Linked DNA regions of Mus musculus: region 2 is linked to region 1. Evidence: chromatin loops called from intact Hi-C (ENCODE). Cell type or tissue: gastrocnemius. All regions are shown on one strand.

Evidence for each region. A loop is a pair of places that touch in the nucleus more often than their neighbours do. Peaks named below come from ENCODE experiments on the same cell type or tissue, not always from the same donor. Only the 100,000 strongest peaks of a DNase experiment are listed, where the experiment ranks them.
Region 2: it touches region 1 in a loop (3-fold over the local background); 13 of 42 quality-filtered maps call a loop at or near these places.

Annotation. Positions count from the first base shown.
Region 1 is chr9:120,431,278-120,436,277 of GRCm38, forward strand. Myrip (myosin VIIA and Rab interacting protein) reads left to right here. Exons shown (of 17, transcript NM_144557.5): 10 at 1,076-1,701. Among named protein-coding and RNA genes, the nearest start is that of D830035M03Rik, 59 kb to the right of the region's middle. In gastrocnemius, no CTCF peak of the experiment used is centred here; a DNase peak (open chromatin) is centred at 2,754.
Region 2 is chr9:120,589,616-120,594,615 of GRCm38, forward strand. No RefSeq gene overlaps it. Among named protein-coding and RNA genes, the nearest start is that of Gm34323, 9.8 kb to the right of the region's middle. In gastrocnemius, a CTCF peak has its summit at 2,084 (motif pointing left); a DNase peak (open chromatin) is centred at 2,081.

The DNA of each region.
Region 1 (5,000 bases):
TCCAGCCTTCCTTGCATTTCGCTTTCTAGTGGTCTTGGAGTTGGAGAGAGGATTCATGCATGAGAGAGAGAGAGAGAGAGAGCCACAAGCTGCCCATTAAGTACAGCTTCAAGTCCAGAACAAGTGTGCACCCTGGGTTACATAAATAACAGACTTCTATGCCCATCTCACAGGGCTATAGGAATAACATCCATGAAAGTCCTTGGGGAAGGATAGGAAGGAGGTAGAATTATCCCTCATCGGTGAGGGGAAACTGAGGACCTAAGGTATAAACAGATGGCTGCTGTAGCTCTCCCTCCCCTTCCGCCAGCCTTAGAACAGTATGGGGCAGCTCTCTCAGGAGGCGGGAAAGGGGCTGTGCCTCCAGTCTCACTCCCTCTGCGAGGCCCCCAGGGATCCTTGAGGATTCTTTGTTTCAATAATATTTTTACTCTTTAAATTTTTCACGCATGTATTTTGATTCTATCCACCCCCTGTGCCTCTCAACCCATTTTTCTCCAATTTCATGTCAGACCATCATTGTCGTCATCATCGTCATTGTCATCATCCTGAGTTCAGTTACCTACTAGAGTGTCAGCAACCTGCCAGGCTCCACAGCTCCAAAGACAGTGACTCTGTCTCGCTCAGCCACCGTCAACTGCCAATAGCTCCCTACTAGGGGTGGGACCCCATGAGCCCCTCTCCCATCTGCACTGGAAATTTCACAGACTTGATACTGTGACAGGGTCAGGCAGGGAGCCATGGCCACTGTAAGCTGATGTGGGCAACAGCCGTGCCACGCCCAGAAGTCAGCTGTCATTAACAGCTCTCCGCCCCATCCTCCATCTCTTGCAGCTTCCCTGTCCCCTCTTCCATGATGTCCCTTGAGCCTTGGATGGGAGACATTGATATTGATGATACCCGTGTATAGCTGGGTACTCTTAACATGAGAGTTGGGTGTACACTCCTGGTCTCCCTAAGGTGGTCGCCCCACAATCTCGCAGGAACCTTGTAGGAGATGACGTGTTACCCCCCCCAACTCGCTCCTACAGTAATAATGGACCCTTCTGGTGTCTTTCTCACCTCTACCCCACAGACCTGGCCCCACTTTTGCAGAGCCCCGATGGGAACTGGATGACCTTGAAGGACGGTAGTAGACAGCCCCCAACCCGCCTGCTGACCAAACCGAAGAGTGGGACCTTTCAGGCCCTGGAGGTGGCGTCCAGTGTGACGTCTGCCTATGATGAGATCGGTTCCGACAGTGAGGAAGACTTTGATTACAGCGAAGCCTTGAGTAAGCTGTGCCCACCGTCCCAGAGCAGGCTCAAGCAACCCCAGCCTCAGCCTACACAGGCCCAGAGTTCTGGCCAAGGTCCCTTAGCCACCTCTCCCTCAAACCCTGAGGCCATGTGCTCGGATTCAGAGACATCTTCCACCAGCTCATCTCGGGAAGCTGGCTGCCGGGCTAAGCTGTCCTGGCTGCAGAGGAAGGCCCCCAAGAACCCCGCAGTGGAGAAGATGCCCCTCCAGGGAGAACTGGACGTCAATTTCAACCCTCAGGCAGCCGGTGGAGAGACTTCCGACAGTAGCGATCCAGAGGAGACCCTCCGCACTGCAGAGCGCCGGGCCAGGAGGTGGAGAAGGGCACGAGTGGGCCCCGAGGAGTCAAACAGGGGTCTGCCTTCACCTGGTGCCCATCCACGGGCACTGCACACGGCTCAGGTAAAGAAACCCGCAAGCACACAGATATTTTGAAAGTAGGATGACCCTTCTCTGCGCATAGTACCCAAGAGAGCCTGGGTTTGGGCTCTGCTGTCTAAGATTCTATTGGTCTTGCGGCCAAGCGCACCCTGAGTTGTCACTTGGGCTCGCCTCTCTGGAGGCTTCCATGTGGGTGCTGTGTCTCTTGAGCTTGACCAGAACATCAACGGCAGGCACAGGTGGTAGGGGGCTTCTTCAGTTCGTGGTGGACAGAATGCAGAGAAAAGGAACACGGGAGAGAGCGGGGGCGGGGGAGGCAGGGCTCGAAAGAGGGCTCGGTTGGAAAAGGGTTCACTGTGTGAGCTTGAAGACCCGAGTTCAGTCACCGCCTACAGAAAAAGCCAAGCATGGTGGCACACACTTGCTATTCCAGTGCTGGGAAGACAGAGACAGGGACAGAGACAGACTCCTCACAGTCACCACATGGCCAGCCTTACCTATTCAGTGAGCCCCAGGCCAGTAAAAAAAAGGTGGATGCCACCTGAGGAACAGCATCTGAGGTTAATCTCTGGTATCTATATTTTCATCACACACACATATACCTTCACACACACAACCATCTCTAAGGACGATTTGTGTCTGCTTTCAACTCTCAGGTCGTGCGTTGTCAGTGAGGAAAGCCATAGCCCGGGGAGCTCAGATGGAAGGAACCTGGAGGCAGGAGCTGATGCAGAGGCCATCCCTGGCTTGCTCCTCATGGCTTGCTCACCCTGCTTTCTCATACAACCTAGGACCACTGACCCCGGAGTGGCACAGTGAGCCGGGCCCTCCCACATCAATCATTTACCCAAACGATGCACCATAGCCTTGTCCACAGGGCAATCTAGAGAGGGATTTTCTCAAGTGAGATTTGCTCTTCCCAGATGACTCTAGCCTGTGTCAAGTTGACAAAATAAAAGCAATGGTCTGGCCTGGTGACCATGACAACACCAGGTAGGGAGGAGCCAGAGGCCAGCCAGAAGGCGCCCTTTACCCTCCTTTCCTCCTCTGGAAGGACTTGAGCAAGTAGCAGTACCCTCTCATCGCCACTAGGTGGCGATGCTGCTACGCTGTCCGGGTGTTCAGATCTTCAGTTTCCTTTCATAGGGCAGTTCTCACTTCTGCCTCCTCCTGAAAATAAGACACCCCAGGTTGAAATGAAATAAAAATTTCATATTTAAACTGTTACTTCAGAAAAAATATAAATAAACATAAGACAAAGCAAGTGACATACTATAATATACAAATATTAAATATTTATATTTGTATAAATATTGTGTCATAATATACATACAAAACTATAATATACAGATATTAAAGCATCCCAGTGGCGTTTACTGCCAGGCAAGGTAGCACATGTCACTGATTCCAGTACTCCAGAGGCATAGGATAATGTATCAGAGGCTAACCTGGACTACATAGCGAGTTCTGGTCTAGCCTAAACCACCTAATAAGAAACCACACACATCCCCATCCCAGAAGACAGACGTGGCTGAAGAGATGTCTCAGCAGTTAAGAACACTTGCTTCTCCTAAAGAGCACCTGGATTTAGTTCCCAGCACCCACATCAGGCAGCACACAGGTGCTTGTAACTCCAGTTCCAGAAGATCTGACGCCCTCTTTCTCTGCACTGAGGGCACAGGCACATACGTAGTGCACATACAGACAAAGAGTCACAAATAATTTAAAATAAAATAAAAATGAACAAATTAACTCATTGCTATGCCCCCTCCCCCACCAAGTGACTAAAGGTGTATTTTGTGTGAGGCCGTTTTCTTAGTTTGGGTTTCTGTTGCCATGATGAAACGCCATGACCAAAAGAAAACTGAGGGAAGGGTTTATCGGCTTACACTCCCACGTCCCTATTCATCATGGAAAGAAGTCAAGACAGGAACTCAAACAGGGCAGGAACCTGGAAGTATGAACTGGTGGGAAGCAGTGGAGGGGGGCTGCTTACTGGCTTGCTCACATGGCTTGCTCAGCCTGCTTTCTTACAGAACCCAGGATCACCAGCCCAGGGATGGCCCCACCCACAGTGGACTGGGCCCTTCCCCATCAATCACTAATTAAGAAAACACCTTACAGGCTCGCCCACAGCCCCATGTTATGGAGGTATTTTCTCAATCGAGGTTCCCATTTTCAGATGACTTGCTTGTGTCACATGGACACACATAAAACTATCAAGTACGGCCGTCTTTGTGTGCTCATATAGACACAGTAGACTTAAGACTGTAACTCAGCAAGTCTGTCCGTGTCTGGCATCATGCTGTCTGTCCATCTTCCACTTCTCTCTAACTCGGAGAGGTTGGCCCACACCCATCTGGGCATTCCAAGTGCAAAAGCTTTCAGGAAGAGAGTGTTCCACGAACAGGGCATCAGCTCCCCCAGAGTGCAGGCCAGGAAGAATACACCATCTGTAGAAAAGTTAAAACTGGGGTCTGGGGAGATAGCCGAGTGGGTAAAGTGCTTGCCTTGCACCCGCGTCTCATCCCGGAACATGTGTAAAACTGCAGGCATGGTGGGTGGTACAGGTTTGTCATCCCTGCGTTAATGAGGCAGACAGATCGCTGGGCTCACTTGCCTGCTAGCAAACTCCAGGCCAATGGGAGACACACACACACACACACACACACACACACACACACACACACTTAAAACAGCAATAAACACATTAAAAGCCTTTTGGAAAGATTATTTCCTTAATTATCATATATGTGAGTGTGGGCTTGTTCACATGAGCATAATGACCAGACGTGGGTATTGGGAACCAGATTCACGTCCTCTGCGAGGACAGGAAGCACTCTTAATCGCTGGACACCTGCAGTCCTCAAATGCTGTCTTGTGTCAACGCCTCCTGCCAGTCACAGACAATTCTAAACTACAGTGATGGTGACAAACTCCAGCAGACTGAGTGGTTTTCCAAACCCCACTCGGGTGCCACTGGCTCATCCCTGTCCCACAGTGATGGGTGTGCAAAGATATTACCCACACTTCCAGGCTGCAGACAGGCCCACAGAGTGTCGCTGTGCAAACTTTAAAGGGCTGTCAAATTAAGCTCTCAGACCTCGTAGCTATTTACACAGCCATGACAGCGACAGCGTATGTGTGCATTTCGCGCTTGTCAACAGGGACACTGGCAGTCTGTTCAATTCCTGCCAATTCTGTGTGAGGAAAAGAAAAAAAAACAAAACAAAACACAAAACTTTGTTAGTTAACATTTGTATGGTTTCCACTGAGATTGTTTCTTCCCTAGTTTTAACACTGTCCCCATTTTTTCTCCT
Region 2 (5,000 bases), 160 kb after region 1:
CCTGTCAGAAATGAAGCTGGAGGGACCGGAGAGATGGCTCAGTGGTTAGGAGCACTGGTTGCTCTTGAGAGGATCCATCTGCACTCACGTGCACATATCCATACACAGACACATAATTAAAAATAACAAAAAAAATAATGTGTCTTAAAAAAATAAGGTAGAGAGTAATGGAGGGAGACACCCAAGGTCGATCTCTGGCCTCCAGATGCATATATACACAGCACAATGCACACACACATGCACACATATACACACATGCTTGGGCATACACACACACACACACACACACACACACACACACACACACACACATATACACACAGACACACACAGTTTACTTATATGCATAGATAGGAAACCAAAATATTTTTCTCATGTGGATGTGTGTGTGTGTGTGTGTGTGTGTGTGTGTGTGTACCTGTCTGGAAAGCAGAAGGAAGGGTTTTCTTTGTGGGGAGGACAATGAATGACAGAGGAATCAGGAGTCAGGAATGGAAAAGAGGGAGCTGAGGAGGGCAAATGTCACACAAGTACAACGGTGACATGTATGACCATCATCGTGAGATCTGTTTCTTGTTTATTTTATTTATTTATTTATTTATTTATTTATTTTAGTTTTTCGAGACAGAGTTTCTCTGTGTAGCCCTGGCTGTCCTGGAACTCACTCTGTAGACCAGGCTGGCCTCAAACTCAGAAATCCACCTGCCTCTGCCTCCCAAGCGCTGGGATTAAAGGCGTGCGCCACCACGCCCGGTGTGAGATCTGTCTCTTTGTGCCCTGAGAGAAGATCTATTTCTCAACTTTCACCTTCCTGCTGTTGAAGTTCAACCTCACTGAAGACACTGGCCTCATTCCCAGGCACCAGGACTATTGCAAGCTTCTTTCCTTGTTCACTAAGAAACCCTTTCCCTCTGTGAGATGGCTCAGCAGTTAAGAGCATCGACTGCTCTTCCTAAGGTCCTGAGTTCAAATCCCTGCAACCACATGGTGGCTCACAACCATCTGTAATGAGATATGGCACCCTCTTCTGGTGTCTAAAGACAGCTACAGTGTACTTATGTATAATAATAAATAAATCTTTAAAAAAGAAAGAAACCCTTTCCCATTTTAATTTTATTTCCCAACAGTATGTAGACAGAGCCCAGAGTGCAAATCGGCTGCAGTGTGTTCCCTTGCTCTGGGCGAGTAGCGTGCCTCCTGGGGCCAGCTTACATTTGCACAGCCCGCGTGCCGTTCTTCCACCTCCAGCTCTTGCTCTCTGTTGTCCTCTTTGCATCTTGCCCTTCAAGTGGGCCTGAGGTAGTTAGGTCTTTCAGAGATTGGGTGGCAGCCCCCCCCCCCCCAAATGCTTTCTGCAGCAGGAAGATGAGTGTCTTTCTGGGGCTGTTTGAATGATGTATTTGTGAGGGAGTACAGAAAAGATGATATTAACTTGAGGGACTTCCCATACTCTGTATTTAAAGGGAGCAATAATCAGGAGAGATTTGTACTTTCATATCACACTCATTCATTCATTCATTCATTCATTCATTCATGTGTGTATGTGTACTTGTATACATTCTACAGTGCACATGTGGGAATGAGAACAGCTTGTGGGGCCCAGGGGATTGGACTCAGGCTGCCAGGCTTAGAGGCAAGCCCTGGTTTCTACTGAGCCATGTCTCTGGCCCATACCTTAAAGTTCCAAAGCCATCTTCGAGCAAAGTCCTCCTCCCGGGCCATTATCTTTGAATAATGTTCAGAAGAGCTGTGAATTTCACGGGACAGTGTCTTCCTGAATGGTCTGCACCCCTGACATTTCCCATCTGACATCTGTATCATTGTGAGTGGGGTCCTATCCCTGTCTCAACAGAAGTGAAAAACTTTACACCGGAATGGTTCTGTCTGATGCCTGCACTAATAGCTCCCAGACAAAGCAAACAAACACAACCAAAATCCCAAACAATAAAACGTCCTCTATGAGACCTGGGGAGATGGCTCAAGTGGTTAAGTGTCTGCTCCTGCAGCCAGCAGACCCAGGTTTGACTTCCCATGTGACAGTTTTGTAACTCTAGTTCCTGGAGAATTCTTTGCCCTCTTGTGGCCGCTGTAGGTATTGCGTGTATCCCGCGCACGGAGCAAGTTTGTTTCTCCTGCTTTGTTAGCCAACATCATGAACTCCTGCAGTCTTTGACGAGATAAGCCGCCCTCCGGAGAGGCCCTCATGGCATGGGACTGGGTGGCCTTTAGTCAATTGCTAGAGAGAAAATGAGAACCTCTGTTGAAAGTCTTCAAGAAAGCAACTCCCAACAGCATCCTGTGAGTCTGGAAAAGATTTCTTCCCTAGCTGGTCTTCCCTAGCTCACTCATTGCGGGTGGAGATTGTCCTAATATTGTTTCAGTTTCAATTATAAAGTATCCAGACAAAAAGCAACTTAAGGGAGAAAGGGTTTAATTTCTGCTCACAACTCTAGGTTACATACCTTCCATCATTGTGGGGAAGGCAAGGCAGGAACTCAAAACTGCTGGTCACAAACAGCCACATCCAAGAACAGAGAGAAATGAATGTGTGCTTGCTTGCTTGTGCTTAGCTCAGTTTTCTACTCTCAAACAGTCCAGGATTGCCTGCCTAGGGAATGGTGCCACCCACTGAGGGCTGGGTCTTTCCTCATCACTTAACTCATTTGCAACGGTCCCCCATAGACATGCTCACAGACCAACCCGCTGTGAACAGTCCCTCATTGATTCTCTCTTCTCAGGTGACTCCAGGTTGTGTCACATTGCCAAAGCTAACCATCACAGGGCTCTTCTGGGACATTCTGAGCAGAGGCTCCAGCTGGGCTCCACCCATGCCCAACCCTGAAAGAATTGTGATACAACAGATACTTAGCTTAGCTGTGCAGTGTGTTGTGATAGAACTGGTGGTGGTCCAGTGTGGATACAGGGGCATGGGATTTCATTCCTCTTAGATAAAGGTCTAAAGGGTGGAATGGTGGCTTGGCATGGTGAGTATACTTTTCCACGTGCTCAGTGACATTCTCACATTCCATCTGGGGGTGTGAAGGTTGCCCTGGTCCATCAGCCTGCATCTCTGATCTTTTTTTTTTTTTTAATAGAATACCTTTTACTTATTTTTCAATAACTACACACATGTAAACAATGTATATTGGTCATATACACCCCTAACCATCCTCTCCATTCTTCCCTCCCCTGGACACTCCAATTCACTACCTCCCACTTTTTCTTCCAACCTCCTCTCTCTGTGTCTGTCTGTCTGTCTCTCTTCTCTCTCTGTCTCCACTGAGGCTAACTGGTGCTGCCCAGTGGAGTGTCCACTGATCCCCTTGGCTTGCTCTTGGTCAATAGCCACAGCTGTAGTGTGTTCATGGGTGTAGTGTCAAGTCCAGAGGACAACCCTCCTCCCATCTTTCCTCCCATCCCTCCTCCCATCCCTCCTCCCATTCCTCCTCCCCATCCTCCAGCTCTTACATTCTTTTTTTATTTTATCTTCTTCAATTTTATTTTATTTTGAGACAGGCTATCACTGTGTAGCCTGCCTGGCCAAGAACTTGCTGTATAGAAGACTGGCCTGAAACAGAGATTTGCCATCACACCAGGCAGCTCCTACACTCTTTGTGCCTCCTCCTACAGCCAGCCATTGGCAGAAAGTCCCATGTAGGGCTAGCCCTCAACACTCGCTTACTCTCAGCACATGGGCAGCTGTGAGTCTCCGCATTAAGTGCTCAGCACAGCACATCGAAGCTGCTTCTGGCCAAGGCAGAGGCAGCACCCATCTAGAGTATAAAACAAGCGTTTAGAAGGCCATGTAGCTTAGTAAAACAACAGCAGGCGGTTCCCCTCCATGGCTTGTGACACCCTGGAGTCTCTGACCGTTGACCAGGCCACAACACCAGGCCTGGGCCCCCTCCTGTGCAGAGGCCTCAGATCCAGCAGAGCAGCTACATTGTTCCCAGGGCTTTTTGACTTTCTTTTCTGATGGCTGGAACTGTATCTCACTGTGGTTTTTAATTTGCATTCACTTGATGACTAATGAGGGATAAACCTGTTTGAACCAGTTGTACAACCTGTTCAGAGTTTTGTTTTGCTTCCAAGAGAATTACGTCTTGTTTGTTGGTTTAATTGTGTGTCCTTGTTACCCTTGTAATTTGAGAAATATAGATGAAAAGGCAGGATTCCTGTCTTGAGGGAAATTCACAGAACAATCAACATGTCAACATAGTATTATATGTGAAATACAAAAGGGGGGTAGAGGACAGGGCGGAAGTGCGATGCTGGCAGGGGAGTCATTCAGAGTCTTCTTTGCTGACTCACGCAGTCGGTTGCACATGCTGCTGAGGAATAAACTAGAAGGGCACAGATTCCATTCTCTTAGGATTCGTTTCTTAAATCATGTGTGCATGTGTGCACACACATGTGCATACTTTCTATGAATGTGTGCACACACATATGCATGCTTTCTGTGAATGTGTGCACACACATGCATGCTTTCTATTCATGTGTGTGTGTGTGTGTGTGTGTGTGTGTGTGTGTGTGTGTGTAGACACAGGCATGCGTTCGTGCAGGGCACTGATCCCTGGAGCCAGAGTTACAGAGTTGAGTTGTAGGCAGTGGCTTCTGCTGCTGACTTGTATACTGTAAGCTAGCAGTCCAGTGAGCTTTTGGGTGATTCTCCAGTCTCTGCCTTCTATCTCACCAAGGAGGCATGCTTGACTTACAGATGTATGCTAACACACCTGGCTTAAATTCCCCCCAATCCCCATATCCCCACTGAGGCAGCGGTTCTCCATGTAGCCCTGGCTGTCCTGGAACTTACTTTGTAGACCAGGCTGACCTGGAACAGAGATCCATCTGCCCCTTCCTCCTGAGTGTTGGGATTAAAGGTGTGCACCACCACGCCTGGCTTGCTTTGGGTGTGTGTGGGGGTGGGAGGGTGGGGGGTGGTAAGGATTGAATTTAGATTCTCACATCGAAGGCTTTAGCCTGCTGAGCTATCTCTTGGC